Regions from separate parts of the Homo sapiens genome. Here region 1 is linked to region 2. The links are chromatin contacts, found by Hi-C or POLR2A ChIA-PET in ENCODE. All regions are on one chromosome and are shown on one strand. The core of a region is the stretch at or near the end of the contact, and the rest is flanking DNA. Distances in the headings are between cores, read along the strand shown. Region 1 has its middle 88 kb from the start of TSPAN5-DT. Region 2 overlaps TSPAN5 (tetraspanin 5).

Region 1 (5,344 bases), core at 601-3,100, 280 kb before region 2:
AACAGTTCGATCTCACAGACCCTAAAAGGCTCTGGGGACTTGAGGAGTCCCTAGAACCACCAACCTAGAACCACATGCTACACATTTAAGAACAATATACATTGTTTAATACTGCAACATGACCTTTGTCCTCATGTGCCACTGTTGCAAATACTGTGCTAATCTGTGAATACTTTTGCATCCACCAAATGGAATCTGAAAAGAAGCAAGAAAGTGGGCACTCACCACTACTACTAAATGATACTTCATTATGCAAGAATCTACTGCATTAGAGCTACCTAACAGATGGCTCTGACAAGTTAATTTGTCTTTTCTCTTACTTAAGTACTTCCTCCACTTTCCCTAGGGACCCTGAGTGGTATTAGTTCCCAGAGCTGTGCCAGCTCTCATCATCATATTCCAAATGCTACTTTCTGGGTCTTCTCAGCCCCAGCCAGTAACTTTCCAGTATCTTCTAATTGGAAATTCAGTTATATTCCCCCTTCCTCAGGGTTTTCTTCCTCCCCTTTTTGTGGTGTCTATCCTAAACTCCTGGAGGCTTATGGAAAATCCCACTGAAGCCACCAGAGGAGGAAAATGGGTCCACTCTGGTCTCCTATCACAGCCCCCACCCCATCCCACGTCACCTGGACCAGCCTTGTTCTTGGTGCGCACAGCCCATGGTGCTTACTCCTACAGATGGTGAGAGCCCATCTTCATATGAGTGTCCATTCTGCTCCCACTTAGCACCACGGAGCTGAGGATGCCTCCAAGACTGCAGCCGCAACTTTCTCCCATCACTGACACAAGTCTCGTAATCCAGGTCTCCTACTTCTTGGATCTTCACTTTGACCCAAGCAATCCTGGAGCAGCACTGCTCCTCTCTTTCTCTCTCAGTTACCTGCAAAATCTTCTGGGGCACTTGGAAGCCACTAGGAACATGGGGTCAGCTATTGGCCCTCTGGTGGTTAGATCTTCCATACCATTTTCCTGTTGGCCTTCTCCAAACAGACATCAAATATCCAGATGAAGAACAGGACATGAGTTCTCTCTGCCTTGGATCTCTTCATGTTTCATGGGGCATCTGGTCACTCTTCCCCCAGGATGTATTCCAGGGTATAGAAGCACAGTACAGGGACTTCATGCTATAATTTATAATTTTCCTTGACTGCAAACTCTTTTCCCTCTCTCTGGCTCAAAGCTCTTTATTGGTCATGATGGCAGAGCAGATGAGGTACCTGCTCTGTATATTCACATACCCCCTGTAATCTCTCCAGTTTTATGCCAGAGCCCTTAGTGTTTTCCCTAAAAAGCTAAGGTTGTTTTTTTCTTTGCATCTCTACTCTTTCTATCCAGTCTCCACTGGAGCAAATGTAAGCACCATGTCTCTGGGCCTGATGAGAGTGGTCAAGGGGATGAACATCGGCTACCACATTACTATCTGCTGCCTACACTTTACTCACTAGATTTTGTGCTCTTTCCGCCTTTTTTTTTTGTGGTAAACATAATATGTTTTCAGCTGATTATTGCTTATTCATGAACATAGATCCTTTGTGGTTTGCAATACAGTCATTAAGATCGTTGTACTGTTCGGCTCCCTTGCAGTCACAGGAATGAATTTCATGCTGAAATAGGACCATGAGCCCAAGTGCTGGCTGAGGCCCACTGGGCTGGGCCTTCTGGCTTGCCACTTAAAAAAGGCTTGCTATGGCAAGGGTTTTAAGCTACCCGCCTGGTCTCCCCACAGTCCTTCCCTACTTCCTTGTTCTAGTCACTTTACAATTGCTCCCTCCGGAGCTTGGCTACTTTCCCTAAGGCTTTTTCAAAGGGCCTCTTATGTGCACATCCTCCTATCTTTTCACGCTGAGGATTACTTCAAAGGCTCAGCAGCCATGGGAAGGGAAGAATGACAATAAAATAAATCCCAACTGCAGAAAGGTTTGCTTTGGCAACTGCTTGATTGTTCTGTAGGTGGGGAGGTGCCTGCTCTGACCTCTGCAGCTCACTGGTCCTCACAGCTCATTACAGATGTTTTCCTTTGGTCTGGTTTCTTACTGTCCCTTCTGAGGCTCTGAGCCCCTACTTCTAGCAGGCTTATGTAAATTTCCCCAGGCCTCAGCTGCTCCTTCTTCCATTGATCCCTTTATCTGTTGCCAAGACTGATTCTCCTAATCTTGCTCTGAGCCTCCGTGTTTCCACTCAGGAGGGGAAAGTCTCAAACACTCTGAAGGTGGGGCACTCTGCTATTTTGCGCTGCAATTTATTTCAAGGTCACTGGGCAGGACTAGAGTGAGTGACCGGAAGACTGGCCTATCAGAGAACCGGCCTATCAGAGAGCCTGCCCATCCAGAGTGCTCAGAAAACACTTGTGGGCCTCAGTCTAAATCCTGAAACCCTACCTCCAGTATTGTTGCTTTGTGCAGGGGTTGCCAATTAAAAATAAAAAATAAAACGTTGTGTGAACCAAACCAATCACTGGCTGAATTCACCTGACTGATCCCCAGTTTAGGACCCTGGAAGACTTGCCTGAACTGGGAATCCTTAATTCTTTTTAAATAATGAGGGCCTTCTCTTGTAGTGTTTTTTTGCTTTTGAAAAAGCCTGAGTCATAAAGTCCAGGAATCTGGCCCCACAGCTGCCAGGATAAATGTCTGCTTAGACATCCACGGGGATGTCTGTCCTTCAGTTGAACATGGAGGTCTGGCTAAGTGAAATATTAAATCCTTCTCTTGACGAAATAGGGCCCAGAAAGCCTCCTTCTTTCGTTGCAGACCAGGCAGGTCCCTACTGACTGGATGGCTCTTTTGCTGCTACTACTATCAAGTGAATCCAGTGGATAGGGAGGTGAAAAGGCAGGACACCCATTGATCTTTTTGGTTCTTTCCAGAGGTTCCATATCCTTGGCTTGCCTCTCATGGCTGCTGCCTTTCCCTTCCCCACTGACTCACCCACACCATGAAATGTCAGTGCAGCTGGACAAACACAGAGTGCCCAAGTTAAAGCACTAAAGACCTTTCCTGGGGCCTCAAGCATGTTGATGATGAGAGATTGTTTCTTAAAAGAAAACAGTCCCACAGAGCCTATGCCACCTGCTATCAGACACTTCCTGCCTGTGTGATATAATTTGAGAGTTGGGCTGGGCACGGTGACTCATGCCTATAATCCCAACACTTTGGGAGGCTGAGGTAGGAGGATCATTTCAGCCCAGGAGACCAGCCTAGGTAACAAAGCAAGACCCTGTCTCTACCAAAAAAAAAAAAAAAAAAAAAATTAGCCAGGCACAGTGGCAGGTGGCAGGAGGTTGAGGAGGAAGGATTGCGGGAGCCCAGTAGTTTGAGGTACCTGTGAGCCATAATGGTGCCATTGCACTCCAGCCTGGGTGACAGAACAATACCCCAACTTGAAAAAGAAACAAAATTTAAAAAATTGAAAGCAATCTTTTATGATGCATTCTCTAAATTGCTCTGAATTCTTTAGGAGGTAAATTATTTTAGTTTTGTGTTTTGTTTGCACTAAGCTAACTTAAAAAGTACTAGGACAACAAATGACCCATGTGAAATTCTGTCCATGCAATATTAGATCAAGACATGGACTAATATGGCAATTTCCAGGAGTCCTGATCGTGTGTGTGCATGCGTGCACGCAAGCGCACTAAGAACTCATTGGAAATATAATGAGAGGTGAAAATTACACTCACCAAATTCCTTTCAGGGAAAGTACTGCATGTGGTTCAAAGAAATAAAGCTCTTATACAGCCACTTGGATTGAGAATTAGAACCTCTAAGAGGCACCCTTGAATAAAAATAGTTGGTCAACTAACTACGGTCTAAGGAAGATGAGTGCAATTAACACTAAGCTTTTGTTTCCCTTAGTGAGGTGCAGCCAAGGCAGGATTGCTGGGTCAACAGAGGAGATGCTGAGTCCTGGCATCCATGTCCTCCTGCTCCACCCATCTGCCCGAACATTTTGTCATCTCCCGCAAACATTAAGCTGAAAATCCTAGAATATTTTTAAAATATTAATTTGAAACAGTGTCAAAATGTTAGCTTGCCAAGGAGCTCGCACATGTTGGCTGAGACCCTGGACCTCAGGAGTCTGACCTCTTGGAGATTTGACTGGTTAATATCATGGAGGCAGCACTGCTCATCTGGAGAGTTTTTAAAACTAGGTGATTTGAGTGTGTCCTGGTTCCAGAGCGCCCTCTTGGGGAGTGGATAGTAGATTGGGAGATCTCAGAGAACATATGCTTTAGGGATAAAAGAGGAAACAGGACATATGTGCAGTTACTCAGTCAATCTTTACAGGTCATTGCATCTAATGGTACTAAACACCCTAGTTCTATTACCCCCGGTGTAAAAGTAGGTAGCTGGGCAGACATGAGCAGGGTAGGAGAGGTCCCCACAAGGAATGTCAGGTGACCATCAGGTGATGCTCAAGTTGTTGTTAACTGTCACTCTAAAATAATAATTGGACACAGCTGGCACCAGAGAAAGGCAGGCTCCCATTAGATAGAAAACACCTGAAGTGGGTGATCAGCGGCTTCCTGATAAGATCTCAGGAGCTGAGTAAGTGGACTCAAGCATGTGCCCTAAAAGGCAAAATGGTGGTGTTTAACTGGTATATGAACTTCTTCTAAGAATATTCGGCTGGTGTATTAGTCTGTTGTCATGCTTCTATGAATTATACCCAAGACTGGGTAATTTATAAACAAAAGGGATTTAAGTGACTCACAGTTCCACATGGCTGGGGAGGCCTCAGGAAACTTACAATCATGCCAGAAGGGGAAGCAAACACATCCTTCTTCACAGGGTAGCAGGAATCAGAAGTGCTGGCAGGGGAAAGCCAGATGCTTATAAAACCATCGGATCTCATGAGAAGTCACTATCATGAGAACAGCATGGGTAACCACCCCCATAATTCAATTACCTCCCACTGGGTCCCTCCCATGACACATGGGGATTATGGGAACAACAATTCAAGATGAGATTTGGGTGGGGACACAGCCAAACCATATGAACTGGTAAGGGAAAAACACCTCAAATGAACATGCACAAAACTTTGGTAAGCACACTGCACATGTAGCCCCTCCTAAGTCCTGGCAGGCCACCACATGCAGACAGCCTGCCCCAAGGAAAAAATCAAGGGAGAGACACAAACCCTGGAACCATGCCAATGTATAAACCTCCAAGTGAAGGGCTGAAAGTGCACTTGGATCTTTCAAGTTGCCTGCTTGGCCCTCTTCCAAGTATACTTTACTTCCTTTGGTTCCTGCTCTAAAACTTGCTTTGGTCTCTCAATCTGCCTTATGCCTCTCCAGTGAATTCTTTCCTCTGAGGAGCCAAGAATCGAGTTGCTGCAAACCCAT
Region 2 (5,705 bases), core at 2,067-4,566:
CCACTTTAGGTGGGAGGGACGAGTTTTGCCCTCTAGATTTTAATCCAGCTGGTGTCCACCGGATGTTGCCCTCCTGGGGAGCAGATATCAGTCTGTGGAACTCTGGGAAAACCACAGGCACATTTTTCGGTGCGGACAGATTTGCCAGCACATAACTGGGCAGCCAGCTAGAATACTTTGTGGAAATTAAGCGAGGTTTTCCATTTCAGCCCCATGGTGCATGGTGGTGGCCGATGAATGTGTCAGTCTGCTCAGAGAAAGGACAAAAAGGAAATTATTTTCAAAACTGTGTTCACTGTTTGGGTGTGTGTATGGCTCTGCATGTGTGTGTTTTTGTCTCTGTATAGGTAGAGGTATTCACATCTTACTCCGACTGTAAGGTTGTCTTACTTCATCTCTGCCCCCACCACAGTTGCCATTTTGTAATGTCCTTCCAACATGGAGAAGACACGAGCTCTCTCCAGTTGGCATCATTTGTCTTTTTTGTTGATTGCCTCATTCTCCAGTGAACTCCATCTGGCCAATTGATTCAGAATCAGGCAAGATCCCTGCCCTTTGGCACATCCACTGAAAGGCCAAACAGCAAGTCCGAGTGAGTTTTAAATATTAATTAATCACCCTTTATTTTTTACACTTGAGAGTGATTGTAATAAAGGCTGTCATTAATAAACTTGGTTCTACCTTACATGGTGTGTCTTTCTTCATTACTTCTTTCTTGAAATTGTGAAATTTTCGAATCCAGTGGTTCTCAAACTTTAGCAGGTGTCAGAATCACTGGGAGGACTTGTTAAAACACATGAATGCATTTGCTCCGTGCCCATAATTTCTAACTTAGTAGGTCTGGGGTGGGGCTGGAGAATTTGTATTCTGATAAGATCGTAGGTGATGCTGTTTGCGGCTTGTTTGGGGACTACACTTTGAGAAGCATTGTTCTGATCCAGTTTTCTAGGAGGGGAAACAGAAAGGTAAGATTTTGTAGTTGGGAAGGGAAAGGTTCCTTTGTACTTAAAAATGCTGACTGACAAGACACAGAGGCCAGAGCCTCGTATGTAGGAAATCCCTGCCCATGAGGTCATCTGCTGGTTACAATCACTTGGGGACCATGTGAAATACAGATTCCCCAGACCTTACCCCTAGCAGTTCTGGAGTGGGAGACAGGGTAATCTATGTTTTAAAAGCTCCCTTGAAAATTTAATGCCTGGTGGGATTTATGACTTATGGGCTTAGATAAATGTTGATAATATTCACAACCTTTTATATAAGAAAATAATTTCTCACAGTCCCTTGGAGCTGGAATCTTAAAAACCCATTAGAGAAACGTCAGCTTAAATGTCTTTCATTGTGAATTATCACTGCAGAAGAAGACTTCCGTCGTTAGAACTGATTAAATACTTTTTTCAAAGATCAAATGAAAACAAATTTTAAGGTTCATATAGCACACTTAGATCCTGACAACATAGTGTCAGACTTGTTCAAGAAACGTTTTGCCTCATATCTCAGATATTTGAAACAACGTTATTTTGATTTTAAGGAAATTTATCAGTGATGATTGGAGATGGCCAATCCCTGCTTCTTGAGTTTTCTTATTGTCTACATTGGCCCTCTTTGCTTGTTGCAAACTATAAGCCAACAAAGGAAAAAAAAATGACAGCTCAGAAGTAAAAGGATGCTTTGTCTATAAAACTCAAAAACTTGGAGGAAGTTTCTTCAATGTGTAGAAGGTAGACTTTAGGGGAAGCTTATTAAATTTCTCTTTATTTCTGTTGTTGGGCTGGTTACCACTAACATCATTGCTCCTATAATTTAAAAATATACAGTTTTTAAATGTGAACTCAGGAATTTAAAAATATTTTGCATCATGAAGTACTTAAAGAAGTGCATTTCCTTTGTTCTTCCTCTTCCTTCTCCCAGGGAGTAATAAACCTGGACTTTTCTTTCAGCCTTCTTCCTGCCACAGGTCCCAGTTGTCCTTTCCTCAAGGGGATCCTCAAAGTGTCTCTTGGAGGTTTCTTGTGCAAAGTGATCATTCATTTCCCCGTGTTTGTGTGGGCAGGAATGGAGTGATTTTGCAGTTTCGTCTGTTTCCGGCTGGCTTGGACAGGCGCCCTGGGAAGCCTGTGGGCTGAACAATGAGGAGCTGGAGCCCAGTGACCTGGCAGGCCACCCCAACTCCCTTTGTCATTTATTCCACGAAGCCCTCCTTCTCTAGGGAAATCCTGTTTAGACCTCCAATGAAGAACTGGGAAGCCCTCTATAAACGCTGGCCAGCAGGGTTTCATGGCCAGAGCTCTCTCCAGTGAGGCCATGGGGCTGCTTCTAGGTGCTGCCCAATTCCAGAGTGAGAAGCCTAGTCTTTGAGGAGGAAAATGCAGCATTTGCCTGAAAAATACATTAACATTGGCTTTATCATGATGACACAATAAAATCCATAGAAAATCTACACATGATAACAGACAAGGCAGTCAGATGGGGGTGGGGGGGTGGGTGGGGGCAGGGAGCACGGCGGAGAAGCCAAACTCTGAACTTGGAGCAAAGCCATCCTTACACTCACCCGAGCCTTTTTGTTTGGAGGGGTTTGCCACAAAGAGTTTATAAAATTACAGTTTTAGGCCAGACAAGGTGGCTGGCTCACACCTGTAATCCCAGCACTTTGGGAGGCCAAAACAGGATGATTGCTTGAGGACAGGAATTCAAGATTAGCCTGGGCAACATAGCAAGACCCCGTGTCTTAAAAAAATGAAAAAAAAAATTTTTTTTAATTAGCTGGACCTGGCGTCATGCACCTGTACTCCCAGCGACTCTGGAGGCTGGGGCAGGAGGACAGCTTGAGCCCAGGAGTGAAGTATGATCGCACCACTGCACTCCATCCTGGTTGGCAGAGGAAGACCCTGTCTCTAACTTAATAAAATTACAGTTTTTAGGACTTCTTGAGGGATTAAGTACAGCTTGCTTTGGCGTTTTCATGCTGAGTGGTTCTCTTGTAAACTTGCCGCTGGTGAGAGGAGGCTGATTTAGTCCCTTCCTGTTATCCATTAGCCGGGGCTAAACCTCTGGGGACCCGCACTGGCCATTGTGATTTATTTTTCCACTTCTAGGAATTCCCAAGTAAAGTAAATCTAAGGGAAGAGCAGGCGAGTTCACGGGCTTTCACTGTAAATATGCCCCGAAAGGAAAGCAGTAGCAGGCTTCCCACGCTCTTGCCCCATACCGAACGCACGCTTGCATTCTCCGTGGGGGAAAGCTACTTTTCAGATACGGAGCGGACCTTCAGGTGCTGTGTCAGCTCTTGCATTTGCAGAGCAACTCGTTTGAACGGGAACGTTTTAATGGCCTGCCCTCTAGTGTCGACTGCGTAAAACCACTCCGGACTGGAGTTGGAATAGTTCAGGGATAAAAACACTGTATGTTCAGAGGCGCTTGTGCTTTGGAGAAACTTGAAGGTACACAGCTTATGTTGCCTGCTTAGGGCGGGTAGGTGTTTTATTTCCTTTACACGCTCCTGAAAATGGCAAGGCTTGTTTTGGAAAGATGAGAGAACAGGACGTTTTGCTCCCATCACCATCTATCCTGCTTGGGATCTTGCTGCTGGGAGTTTATCGCGGCAGGATGGAGCTGGGCCTTGTCCTCCCACCAGTTTTCAAATGTGGTTTCTAGACGACGATGGTGACTGCCTAAAGCTGCTCATCTTCCAGGCAGAGGCACTGTCCTAAAGGTGTCCTCAATGGGGCTGGGAGGACAATGCTCTGCACCCTCCCTCCCAGGGAACACCACCCTCCATTGGAACTTCAGAGGTTTTTGTGACAAAAGGCCCCAGGACCCTGGTTTGCACTTCAATTCCTCTTCAAAATGAGCAACTCTCCAGAAACAAGGAATAGAACATCTTTATATTTCTTCTAAAACCACCAGTGTGTTACTTCTACACACTGTACTTAGAAATACACACATATATGCATACATACCACCAGTGTGAATCACCTGGATTTTGCTTTGGTCTTGTCAGAAGCGTTTGAACCAGAACAACTCCATTGTGAATAGGACCTGGGTAAAATGAGGCTGAAACCTACTGGGCTATGTTCCCAGATGGCTAGGCATTCTAAGTCACAGGATAAGATAGAAGGTTGGCACAAGACACAGGTCATAGACACCTTGCTGATAAAACAGGTTGCAGTAAAGAAGCCCACAAAAACCAAGATGGCGATGAGAGTGACCTCTGGTCGTCCTCACTGTTACACTCCCACCAACGCCATGACAGTTTACAAATGCCATGGCAATGTCAGGAAGTTACCCTACATGGTCTAGAAAGGCGAGACATGACTAATCCACCCCTCGTTTAGCACATCATCAAAAAATGACCATAAAAATGGGCAATTGGCAACCCTGAGAACTCCTCTGTCTATGGAGTAGCCATTCTTTTATTCCTTTTTTTTGTTAATAAATTTGCTTTCACTTTATAGACTCACCCTGAGGATGGCTTGAGCCCAGGAGTTTGAGACCAGCCTGGGCAACATAGTGAGACCGTCTCCCTACAAAAAATTTTTCTAATTGGTGGACATGGTGACACAAGCCTATAATTCCAGCTATGTTGGAGGCTGAGGTGGGAGGATTGCTTGAGCCTAGGAGATGGAGGCTGCAGTGAGCCATGATTGCACTGCTGCATTCCAGCCTGAGCAACAGAGCAAGATCCTGACTCAAACAAAAAAAATACGTAAAAAAGAAAACAATCAGCTGGGTGTGGTGGCTCACACCTGTAATCCCAGCACTTTGGGAGGCCTAGGCAGGCAGATCATGAGGTCAGGAGATCAAGACCATCCTGGTAACACAGTGAAACCCCGTCTCTACTAAAAATACAAAAAATTAGCCGGGTGTGGTGGCGGGCACCTGTAGTCCCAGCTACTCTGGAGGCTGAGGCAGGAGAATGGTGTGAACCCAGGAGGGAGAGCTTGCAGTGAGCCAAGATCACGCCACTGCACTCTAGCCTGGGAGACAGACTGAGACTCCAACTCAAAAAAACAAAAAAAGAAAACAATCAACATTTTGTGGGACATTTTAAACATAGAGAATGATTTATTATGATTAAGTCATAGTCTGCATTCTGTATTTATTTGAAGTAAATTATCTTAAATTCAAGTTGTTAGAGTGACTCAAGTTTTATAAAGAAAATAGCCATATTTCCACACTTGTGCTGTCTTTAGTCTTGTTACTTTGCAACTGAATCAGGCCCACTAGTTCTCTGGCTACCTGTTGCAGGCTGGGTACTAGGGGTGAATATATCATCTATCCCTTGAAATAACAGGTCACATTTATTGACTAGAAGTTTACTGTGTTCCAGGCAGGTGTTATAAGCACGCTGCATAAGTTCCTGAGGAAATGTAAACTGATGGAGGGGAAAACCCCACATGTGGAAAATTTCCAATTCATCAAGAGCTAAACTGACATCTCTCAAAATGGTGCCTGGTTGAGATACAGGAAGAACACAGGGGTTAATGGAAGATGGTCTCAAGAAGGAAGAGAGGTTTGGTCTGGGCCCCTGGGGAATGTGGAAGGGGCCATAATAAAGCCTATGCTGCTGGGGAGGTTGGGAAGGGCCCAGAACCTCCAGACGAAAGAGTGGGGAAAAGCTCAGATAAGCAGCAAGGTCCAGTATAGAGAGTCTTGGAATTGTGGCCCAGTACTTGGCATATACCAGGCACTTGAAAGTTTGCTGA

Evidence for each region. Hi-C counts contacts between places; a loop is a spot of excess contacts on that map. ChIA-PET counts read pairs that join two places held with the same protein, here RNA polymerase II (POLR2A). Pooled maps may share reads with other maps.
Region 1: a map of PC-9 shows a loop between it and region 2 (6-fold over the local background). The contact joins two enhancer-like sites. A Hi-C loop is called at or near these places in 10 of 168 maps with a recorded cell type or tissue (A673, CD4-positive, alpha-beta memory T cell, CD8-positive, alpha-beta T cell and 7 more), 3 of 37 single-sample maps with no recorded cell type and 18 of 50 pooled maps. POLR2A ChIA-PET finds 5 or more read pairs at or near these places in 1 of 52 experiments (activated T-cell).

Annotation. Positions count from the first base shown.
Region 1 is chr4:98,744,402-98,749,745 of GRCh38, reverse strand. No RefSeq gene overlaps it. Among named protein-coding and RNA genes, the nearest start is that of TSPAN5-DT, 88 kb to the right of the region's middle. RefSeq lists enhancers at 1,190-1,740, 1,741-2,291. Within about 2 kb of position 1,850, at least 4 of the 41 ENCODE cell types and tissues checked have a DNase peak (open chromatin) inside an H3K27ac peak, as active enhancers do.
Region 2 is chr4:98,465,347-98,471,051 of GRCh38, reverse strand. It overlaps TSPAN5 (tetraspanin 5), which reads left to right. Exons shown (of 8, transcript NM_005723.4): 8 at 1-685. Among named protein-coding and RNA genes, the nearest start is that of TSPAN5, 190 kb to the left of the region's middle. Within about 2 kb of position 3,316, at least 11 of the 41 ENCODE cell types and tissues checked have a DNase peak (open chromatin) inside an H3K27ac peak, as active enhancers do.